Regions from separate parts of the Homo sapiens genome. Here region 1 is linked to region 2. The links are chromatin contacts, found by Hi-C or POLR2A ChIA-PET in ENCODE. All regions are on one chromosome and are shown on one strand. Each heading gives the region's core, a stretch centred on a gene start or an enhancer-like site at or near the end of the contact. The rest is flanking DNA. Distances are from core to core; before and after follow the strand shown. Region 1 holds the start of PHC2-AS1 (PHC2 antisense RNA 1). Region 2 overlaps PHC2 (polyhomeotic homolog 2).

Region 1 (4,494 bases), core at 179-2,678, 60 kb before region 2:
GATGGTAGCGTCGCCACTGGTTTGCAACCTGACCTTGGGCCAATTATTTCCCTGTCTGTGGACTTCAGTTTAAATACAGAATCTCACAAATCCCGATTTTAATGTAAAGAAGCAACAAATATAGTCTACCTTCATTTGGCATAGGAAGGAGAGAAAACGCTCTTCTAAAAATGGAAGAAAAGACACAGAACAGCTTGTCCCTTTCCATCCAATTAAAAACCTCGTGAGACTGAACTAGATTAAAAACAAAACTCTCCAGCGAAGCCGCAGGCGCCTCCAAGATAGGGAGTCCACCACCAATAAAGTACGGCAGATGCCAGCAGTCTCGTCCCCGAACGCACCGTCCGTCCCAGGGAAGTCGCAGCGGCGGGGAGGCCGGTCCTAGGTTGGGGCTGGGGTGGGGTGTGCGGGGCCTGGGGACGCGGAAGCTGCGGCGCGCCGAGGTGACACGGCTTCCAGGGGCGACGGGCGCGCAGGGTCCCCAGGCGAGCGAGGCTGGGGAGCAGGGCACCTCCCAGGCGCCGCGCGGACGAGAGCCGCGACTGGCACGGCCTGGCAGCCGCGTAGGCCCGGGCCGTTAGGGGCACCGAGGGCGGTGCCCGACTTCCAGTGCGGCGAGCGCGGCCCCCGGCCTCCCTACTGGCGAGAACCCCTCCCCCGCCCCGGCACTGACCTGTCCAGGGCCCGGCTGGGCCTGGCCGGGCGGGGCCTACGCAGCCCCTCGGCCGGGCGCCGACTCGCGCGGGGTCCCGGGCCCGGGCGGGCCGCCTCCTCTCCGCCGGGAGCCTCCGAGCCGGGGCCCGGGGCTGCCGCGGCGCATCCGACCGCACCGGCCTGGCCGGCGTCAACAAAGGGCGGCCGGGGCGCGAGGCCGGGACGGGGGCGCGAGGCCGGGGCGGGAGCGCGGGCGGCGGCCGGGGTTGCGCGCGCGCGCGCGGCGGGCGCTCGAGGGCTGCAGCCGCCGCGGAGACAATGCGGCGAGTCTGGGACGGCTCCCGCGGCCGCCTCCGCCGGGGGCGGGGCGAGGGAGCGGGGCGGGGAGGGGCGGGGCCGCGGGAGGGGCGGGGCGGACACGGGCCGCGCGCTTCCTTTGTGCGGCGAGCCCCGCCTCGCGCCCTCCGGAAGGCGGGTTAGGGACGCCCGGGGCTCAGCTTAGGGAGGCGGGCGCCACGCCACGAGGAGGCTGCCCTGATAGCCGGTGCAAGTGCTCCTTGGCGGGGCGGCCCGCGACTCCCGCCTTGGACCGTTCACTCCCTGAGGGGCCTGGGGGTCAGTCAGAAGACTAACGACCACCAGTCACCGAGAGCTCAGTTCGTGCCAAACCCTGCTCGCGCTGTCCCCGACTTATTGTTCACAACGACCCTACAAGTCATTCTCCTTCCCACTGGGAACCGAGGATCAGAGGGAAGTCATGGCCCGAGTGCCCCGGTCACACCTCCGTGAGCGGCCTCGGGCTCGCGGTTGAGGCTGATTGAGGAAGTGGGTTCAGGCGGCCCGCCGTGCCTGGCACACGGTCAGAGTCCCGTAAGTGTTGGTTATCTTCCCCAAGCGCACCGGGTGAACCTGCGCTGTCGTGGCGAAGCATACTCATTCAGCACGCGCGCGAGGGGCTGCGGGGGTACAGAGACGTGCAGCGTGACACAGTCCCCACCCTCAGGAGCGCGAGGCGCAGGAAGGTGCTGGACACACGCCAGGCACTTCTCTCCATTCTTGACTTCCCTCTGTTCCCAACATGGTCCCATTTTCTTGCCTTCCTTAGTATTCATATTCGTTGCCTGCCTTTCTTCTCCCCCCACCCCTTTCCACTCTCAGGCCTCATCCCATCTTCTTTGTTTACATTTATTTTACATTCCCCGAATATTTACTTAGCTCCCTTTCTCCTCTATTTTTCAAATTTTCAACCCCCCTTTTCATTAATATTCATATTTCCTTCTCCTCTGCCTCTGCATTTCTTACACTTATATTTTGTTTTATAAACTAGGGTAACACAGGATTGTATCCTCAACTCCTGTTCCCTAACATGCCCACACTTTCCTGCCTCCCTCTCTTAAGTTCCACCAGTTCTTCCTGGAATGCTCTTTCCTCAACTTTGCATGTCCAGGTCCTACCTATCCTTCAAGGTCCAGACTCAAGAACAGCAGTTGGCAAACTTTTTCTGCCAGGGACCAGAGAGTAAATATTTTAGACTTTGTAGGTCACACGGTCTGTGGCAACAACTCATCTCTGCTGTTGCCGCAGGAAAGCAACCACAGACAATATGTACGTGAAGGAGTGTGGTTGTGTTCCAATAGAACTTTATTTATGGGCACTAGAATTGGAATTTCAGATAATTTTCATGTATCATGAAATAGAATTCTTTTGATTTTTTCAAAAAAAAATTTAAAATGTAGAAATCATTATTAGCTTGCGAGCTGTACGAACACTGGCAATGTGATGGTTTTGGCCATTGGGCTGTAGTTTGTCAACCTCTGCTCTAGAACAATGCCTCGTCCTCCCTGAAATCTATCCTGAACATCTCTAGTTGGCAGTAACTTTTCCTGTTTTGTAGCTTTTAAATGACTTACCTCAAATCCATCTATGGCATTTATCGCATTTTACTTTCTATTGTAATTTTTTTCCTGTGCATTTTTCATCGTTTCAAGTAGACCTTCAGCTCTTGAGGTGGGGTACAGACCGTGTTTCTCAGTGTGCTACCTCCCTTCCCACAGTGCTTTGCACAGAGCAGGCATTCACACATACACAGAATGGGCCGGGCGCAGTGGCTCACACCTGTAATCCCAGCACTTGGGAGGCCGAGGCGGGCAGATCACCTGAGGTCAGGAGTTTGAGACCAGCCTGGCTAACATGGCGAAACCCTGTCTCTACTAAAAGTACAAAAATTAGCTGGGCATGGTGGTGTGCACCTGTAATCCCAGCTACTCGGGAGGCTGAGGCAGGAGAGTCACTTGAACCCGGGAGGTGTAGATTGCAGTGAGCTGAGATCACACCACTGCACTCCAGCCTGGGCGACAGAGTAAGAATGCATCTCAAAAAAAAAAAAAAAAAAAAAGACATACACAGAATGGATATTTAAGTCTTGGGTGGTTGACAGTTGTTTCCACTGTGTAAAGCTTACTTCTCTCATGAGATAGGACCTCAAGAGGAGGATGCTTGTTTGTATATCACCATGATTAGATTTCAGAAAGAAAATTTTGAGAGCTTTATGGAGGAGAAAGGCAAATGTCAGTTCATTTAGGGGTTTCTGGATTACAAACACTTGAGCAAAAAATGTTGATTACCACTGTTGCGGAGACAGGGCATGAGTACTCAGTGGGGTCCCATATGGTACTTCTATTAGCAAATTGGTAAAAGGCAAATAAAACATGCTATATAATTTACAGGTGGCAAAGTTAAGCAGAGGTGTTAGTATAATGAATAGCAGAATTCAGATAGAAAAGATTCCTGCCCCACCACTTGTTTTTTTCTATGCCTCAGTGGTCTTACCTTTAAAATGAGGATGATAAAAGTTGCTACCTCAGAGGGTTATTGTCAGGATTAAATGAGGAAATATGTGTAGTCTAGCAGAGAGGGCTCAGTAAATATTAACTATTAATCATTACTGTTTTCTTGCTAGGCTGGAACTATGGGCTGAATTTACAAGGTAACACTTAACAGATGTAAGCAATTATATTTTGGTTCAAACTATAAATTATACAAGTTTGAGACTAGGGAGAGCTGGCATGACAGCAGTTCCAGGTAAGACGAAACCTCAGAAACAAAAATGAAACCCAGCTCTCTGGAATTCAGGTGACAGTGCTCTGTGAACAACAGTGTCATTCCTATAGGGTGGGAGAGTTCACGGGGGCCATTCGTGCACCATCCTGATGAAGGAAGGTGAGCGAGTGACTACCGTAGGAGTCAGAGTCATGGCGCTGCCCTTTCAGAGCCGCGGGACCTGGAGCCCCTCAGCCTTTGTTTCTGCCTCTGAATAATGGGGCGATTCTACTTATGTCCTAGGGCTGTCGTGAGTGAGTAAAGGACTTGGAACAGTACTCAGCATATACTAAGTGTTCAACAAATTTTGGTTCCTCCCTACCGTAAAACATGGATCTAGGGAACAGCCCTGCCCCTGAAACAGGCCTCTAAAGACTAGTAGCTGTTTATATTTGGAATTAATGTGCTCAATTTTGGGGACCAAACGTTAGGAAAATTAATGAAAAGGTAGAATGTAGATAGACAAGCCTGACCAGAATGGTGAGAATGGAGGTCTTGATCTGTCATAGGTAAAAAATGAAAAAAAGTCTCAGATGTTTAGCCTGGAGATTTTCTCTTTTTTAATGGGGGGAGAGGCAAGAGACAGTCCGACAACTGTCTACAAACACTGTATAAGATGGACTCTTATAATTCACAAGACAGAATCATGACCAATGCTGGCAAATTCCAAGAGAGCAGGTTTTGACTTCATTTGAAAAGCAACTTTCTGATAATTAGAGCAAATCTACAGTGGAATGGACT
Region 2 (4,540 bases), core at 969-3,468:
AGTTGTCCTTGTCATCCTAATTATCTAGCTCGCCATTACTGGAAGTGAAAGTTTCTGGATTAAGTGTGATGGAAAGCTGGAGAGGGAGTGAATCAGTTAGTCTATTTTTGTCACATCACGTCAGAATCTGTTCACAAGCAAAAAGAATAACATATTTAAATCATCAACCAATAAGAAAATAGTTTGAATTGTATGAATTTATTTGCACTAGTTTGCTTCAAATGGAGCTGCACTAGTTTGCTTCACATGGATGTATGTTCTTTCTCCTGACTAGACAGTAAGCTCTTGAAGATTAGATACCCTTTCTGTTTTTAGTAGTTTTTTTGTTTTGTTTTTGTTTGTTTTTGTTTTGAGATGAAGTCTCGCTCTGTCACCCAGGCTGGAGTGCAGTGGGACGATCTCGGCTCACTGCAACCTCCGCCTCCCAGATTCAAGCGATTCTCTTGCCTCTGCTTCCTGAGTAGCTGGGACTACAGGCATGTGCCACCATAACCGGCTAATTTTTTTGTTTGTTTTTTTAGTAGAGACGGGGTTTCACCATGTTGGCCAGGCTGGTCTCGAACTCCTAACCTTGTGATCTGCCTGCCTCGGCCCCCCAAAGTGCTGGGATTACAGGCATGAGCCACCGCGCCTGGCCTGTTTTTAGTAGGTTTTAAGTATATCTCTCATCCTTTCTCTAGGACCTGGGACAAAAAGATAAAATGCCAGTCTTCTTGACTTCCTTGTTACCATCCCAGGGCTTGAGAGCCCCAGGAGAGAACCAGACTCTCAGGAATTCATCTCTTTCCCCATCTCCCACCTACTTGTTGTAGACCACTAGTTGAATACTGAGAACAATGAGAACTACTTTACATGAAGTTTGAGAACTTAATCAGAGTGCAAGAATATACAAGTAAGTAAATACAAATACAGAGTTTGATACTGTTCAATCATGAGTAGCTTAGAAGTCAAATTTTCTCATATACTCACTGCTGAAAGACATATAAATTGGGGTATATTTAAAAAATATACATCTAGAGCCATAGTATTTTACATAGGTTTTAACCCAGTAATTCCATGTTTATTAATTTATCTTTAAAATAATCCCAGGGGTTCACAAAGATTCAGCTACCTGAGTGGTCATTACAAGAGGGGAAATTGAAGATTTAAAATCCCATTGGTAAGGATTAGTAATTGTACTTTCATATAATAGAATATCATATTTAAGGACACAAAAAGGTTCATAGTAAGGTGATAAAATCAGTTTAAGAAAGAGTGTGTAACAAGATCTTTTTTTAAATAAGAAAATGTATGCACTCATAAATTTAAAAAACTAGAAGGATATAAAACAAAACATTAACAGCATTACTTCGGGGTGCTAGGATAACAGGTTTTTTCTTGACTATGCTTATTCCTCTCCCCCAAATCTTCTATAATGAAAATATATACTTTTGTAATAAAAATAACATTCATTATTAAAAAATAAACTAGAGTTCCCATATCTAATAGGCCACCTCAGACCAGCCCTTTCCAGGCCCAATCTATCTATCACTGGTTGGCAGAGAAGTCCACATTCTTCCAATTCTATAGTCTGTCCCACTTGGTCCATACATAGGTTTTTAGCCACCAGAAGAGTAACATTCATCCATCATTGGATAGGTGTCTCATAATATATATTTGGTGAACTGAACTGATTGCAGAGAGACAGAAATTTATTCACATAATGCTAACAGAATGTCACATACTTAAAACGTGATAGTTTTCTACCATTTTAAACTATCCTTATAGGCATTATATTATCTCTCACACTCAAACTAAATAAAAATATTTTGAAGAATACCCAAAGGGGAAACTATTACTATAATGACCTCATGTATTTTCTCTGGAAGGTCTGTTTGTTGAATATTTAGTAGTTTTGTATAGTGCCGGTCAATAAGGCTTAATTGCCTCTGCTGCTGAATTGCTTGTCACATGGAGAGAATCAAACCTGCCCCCACTCCTTTATGGAAAAAATGAATGCCTGGAATGAGCTGGAATTTCCAGGAAAAACATACCAGTTCAATTTGTATTAATCCCTGTGGGATTACTGCACTGATGTCATTTTTAATATGCCTTACTCTTCCCCTCTGGTTGGCATGATCCATCATCTCTTTCCTCAGCTGGCTTTGCTGCTTTTCCTTGGAGAGCAGATTGTCTTTGTGAATGACTCTCTCAGGGAGCATGTGCAGGAGAAGCCAGAGCCTCACTCCATGGGAACGTAACAGACAGAGCTAAAGAATGGGCTAAGAACAGCCGCTGAATGGAACAGGTCATGCTGCTTCTCGAAGCTGAAAAGGCCAATCCTGTAAAAGAGTTGATGAGAGCACCTAATCGGGTTTGACCCCACAGCCTGTGTGTATGCAGAAAGGACTGGGAAATGTAGCTTTGCAAATGAGAAGGGTAGCGATATTCCAGGGCTGCTATCCAGACACACTTACTCACTCATCTGCTTGATTCAATTTTATTTGTACAAAGGGTTTGTTGAGGCAATGGGCAGACTAAGCCTTTAGGGATCAAGGGCTATGCAAATAAAACCTTAATGGAAGATTAAATCAGCTGATGTCCTCCTCAGTGCTATTTCCATTTGTAGGACTGGAACTGGCATTGGGGGAATGAATCATTTTTACTACATTTAAGCATTGATTTTAAAATACCTTCTTTACAAAAATAGTAGCCATTATAATTAAACAGGACTGGAAATACTCAGTAACAAACAACAAAAACCTTCCTTTATATAAAGAGAACAAACATCATATTATGGTCACAGTTAAATAGCAAGCATGATAAATCAAGGCACTAACTATGGGGGTCCTTGTTTTGTTTATCACCCAATGAAGAACCAAGTCTTTCTTCACCTGGAGACTTCCATTTATTATGATTACTAGTGCAAAATAATTTCTAAATATGGAATGAATTACATTTCGATAATTATATGTCTTATTTAGCCAGCCAGCTTCATTACCCAATATATTCATTTCTTTAAAAAGGAAGTTCTCAAAAGAATTAAAATTATTTTTCTGTGAATTATGGGAGAAATAAATAATCTGAAAGCTAGTATAAATATGATATTCTCCTTGTACTGGTTTATATTTCACTAAAATATACTTAAATCACTAATCAAGAAATCTCAATATAATCATTTGTTCTCTCCCAGAAGAAATATTGCTGTTGATTATTATATCATTAACATTTAGTCTTTAAATTGAGAGACAACTAGAGAATAAACCTAGAGATTCTAAACTACCTTAAGATACTGCTAGTTCCCCAAAAATGCACAGAGAAACATACTGGAACATCTCTGTTTTTTGTTGTTGTTGTTGTTGTTGTTATATTAAGGCAAAGTTTAACATAAAAAAATCTAGCAATGTAAATCAGCATATTAATAAAGAAAGTGATCATATGATCATCTTTTAGTTTTATTTTTTTATTTTTTTGAGACGGAGTCTTGCTCTGTCACCAGGCTGGAGTGCAGTGGCATGATCTCGGCTCACTGTGACTTCTGCCTTCTGGGTTCCAGCAATTCCCCTGCCTCAGCCTCCCGAGTAGCTGGGACTAGAGGTGCGCGCCACCACGCCCAGCTAATTTTTTGTATTTTAGGAGAGGTGGGGTTTCACCATGTTGGCCAGGATGGTCTCCATCTCCTGTCCTCATGATCTGCCTGCCTCGGCCTCCCAAAGTGCTGGGATTACAGGCATGAGCCATTCGCACCGGGCCTGATCATCTTTATAGACAAAGGAAAATCATTTGACAAAATTCAATACTCAACCATCATAACAATTCACAACAAACCAGGATAGAAGAAAACTTCCTCAATCTCTTAAAGGATATCTAACAAAAACCTACAGCTAACATCATATTTATTAAGGGAAAGATTGAATGCTTTCCCCCTAAGATTGAGAATGGCCATTCAATTGTCTATTCAATATCATACTGGAGGTACTAGGAAGTGCAATAAGGCAGGTAAAAAAAGGTTTAAAGATTAGAAAGGAAGAAGTAAAACTGTATTTGCAAACAACATAATTGTGTTTGTAAAAAATCCTAAGGAATCCACAAAAAATCTGCTAGAACTAAAGTAAATTGATCGAGGTCACAAGATACATTAACACAGACAGGTTAAGTAACTCGACCAGGGTTACAATTATAATTAGTAACTGGAAGAGCCAGAATTCTAGTTAGATTGGCCCTGGAGCCTTTCTCTTAACTATTAATTATATGATAACTTAAAAATCAAAGTGTTACTGTACAAATACACACACACGTGCGTGCGCGTGCATTCAAACACTAAACATCACTTTTCCTTTTCTATTCAATTACCACCAGCTTTACCCTAAACTTTGGTGAAGAGGAATAAATAAACAATACCTGAATCTTGAATCCTCATTCTGTATATAGAAAGCATGATCACTGATTGCCCTAATAAAACCAAAGTTATAGATTTAATCCTTGCACAGGCCAGCACATTTCACACTGAAAAAACCCCTCACTAATACAGTGCCAGATATATGTACCCTATCTAGCCCCT

Evidence for each region. Hi-C counts contacts between places; a loop is a spot of excess contacts on that map. ChIA-PET counts read pairs that join two places held with the same protein, here RNA polymerase II (POLR2A). Pooled maps may share reads with other maps.
Region 1: a map of aorta shows a loop between it and region 2 (2.0-fold over the local background). The contact joins the promoter of PHC2-AS1 here to the enhancer-like site in region 2. A Hi-C loop is called at or near these places in 2 of 168 maps with a recorded cell type or tissue (aorta and ascending aorta) and 5 of 50 pooled maps. POLR2A ChIA-PET finds 5 or more read pairs at or near these places in 7 of 52 experiments (A673, AG04450, Caco-2 and 4 more).

What each region holds. Positions count from the first base shown.
Region 1 is chr1:33,348,924-33,353,417 of GRCh38, forward strand. PHC2-AS1 (PHC2 antisense RNA 1) reads left to right here and starts at 1,429. Exons shown (of 3, transcript NR_125978.1): 1 at 1,429-1,524. All of the region lies in intron 9 of PHC2 (polyhomeotic homolog 2), which reads right to left. RefSeq lists an enhancer at 233-1,162 and a silencer at 618-1,137.
Region 2 is chr1:33,408,128-33,412,667 of GRCh38, forward strand. The region is part of intron 1 of PHC2 (polyhomeotic homolog 2); the gene reads right to left. Among named protein-coding and RNA genes, the nearest start is that of PHC2, 21 kb to the right of the region's middle. Within about 2 kb of position 2,219, at least 2 of the 41 ENCODE cell types and tissues checked have a DNase peak (open chromatin) inside an H3K27ac peak, as active enhancers do; they include ascending aorta, where a contact is called at or near this core.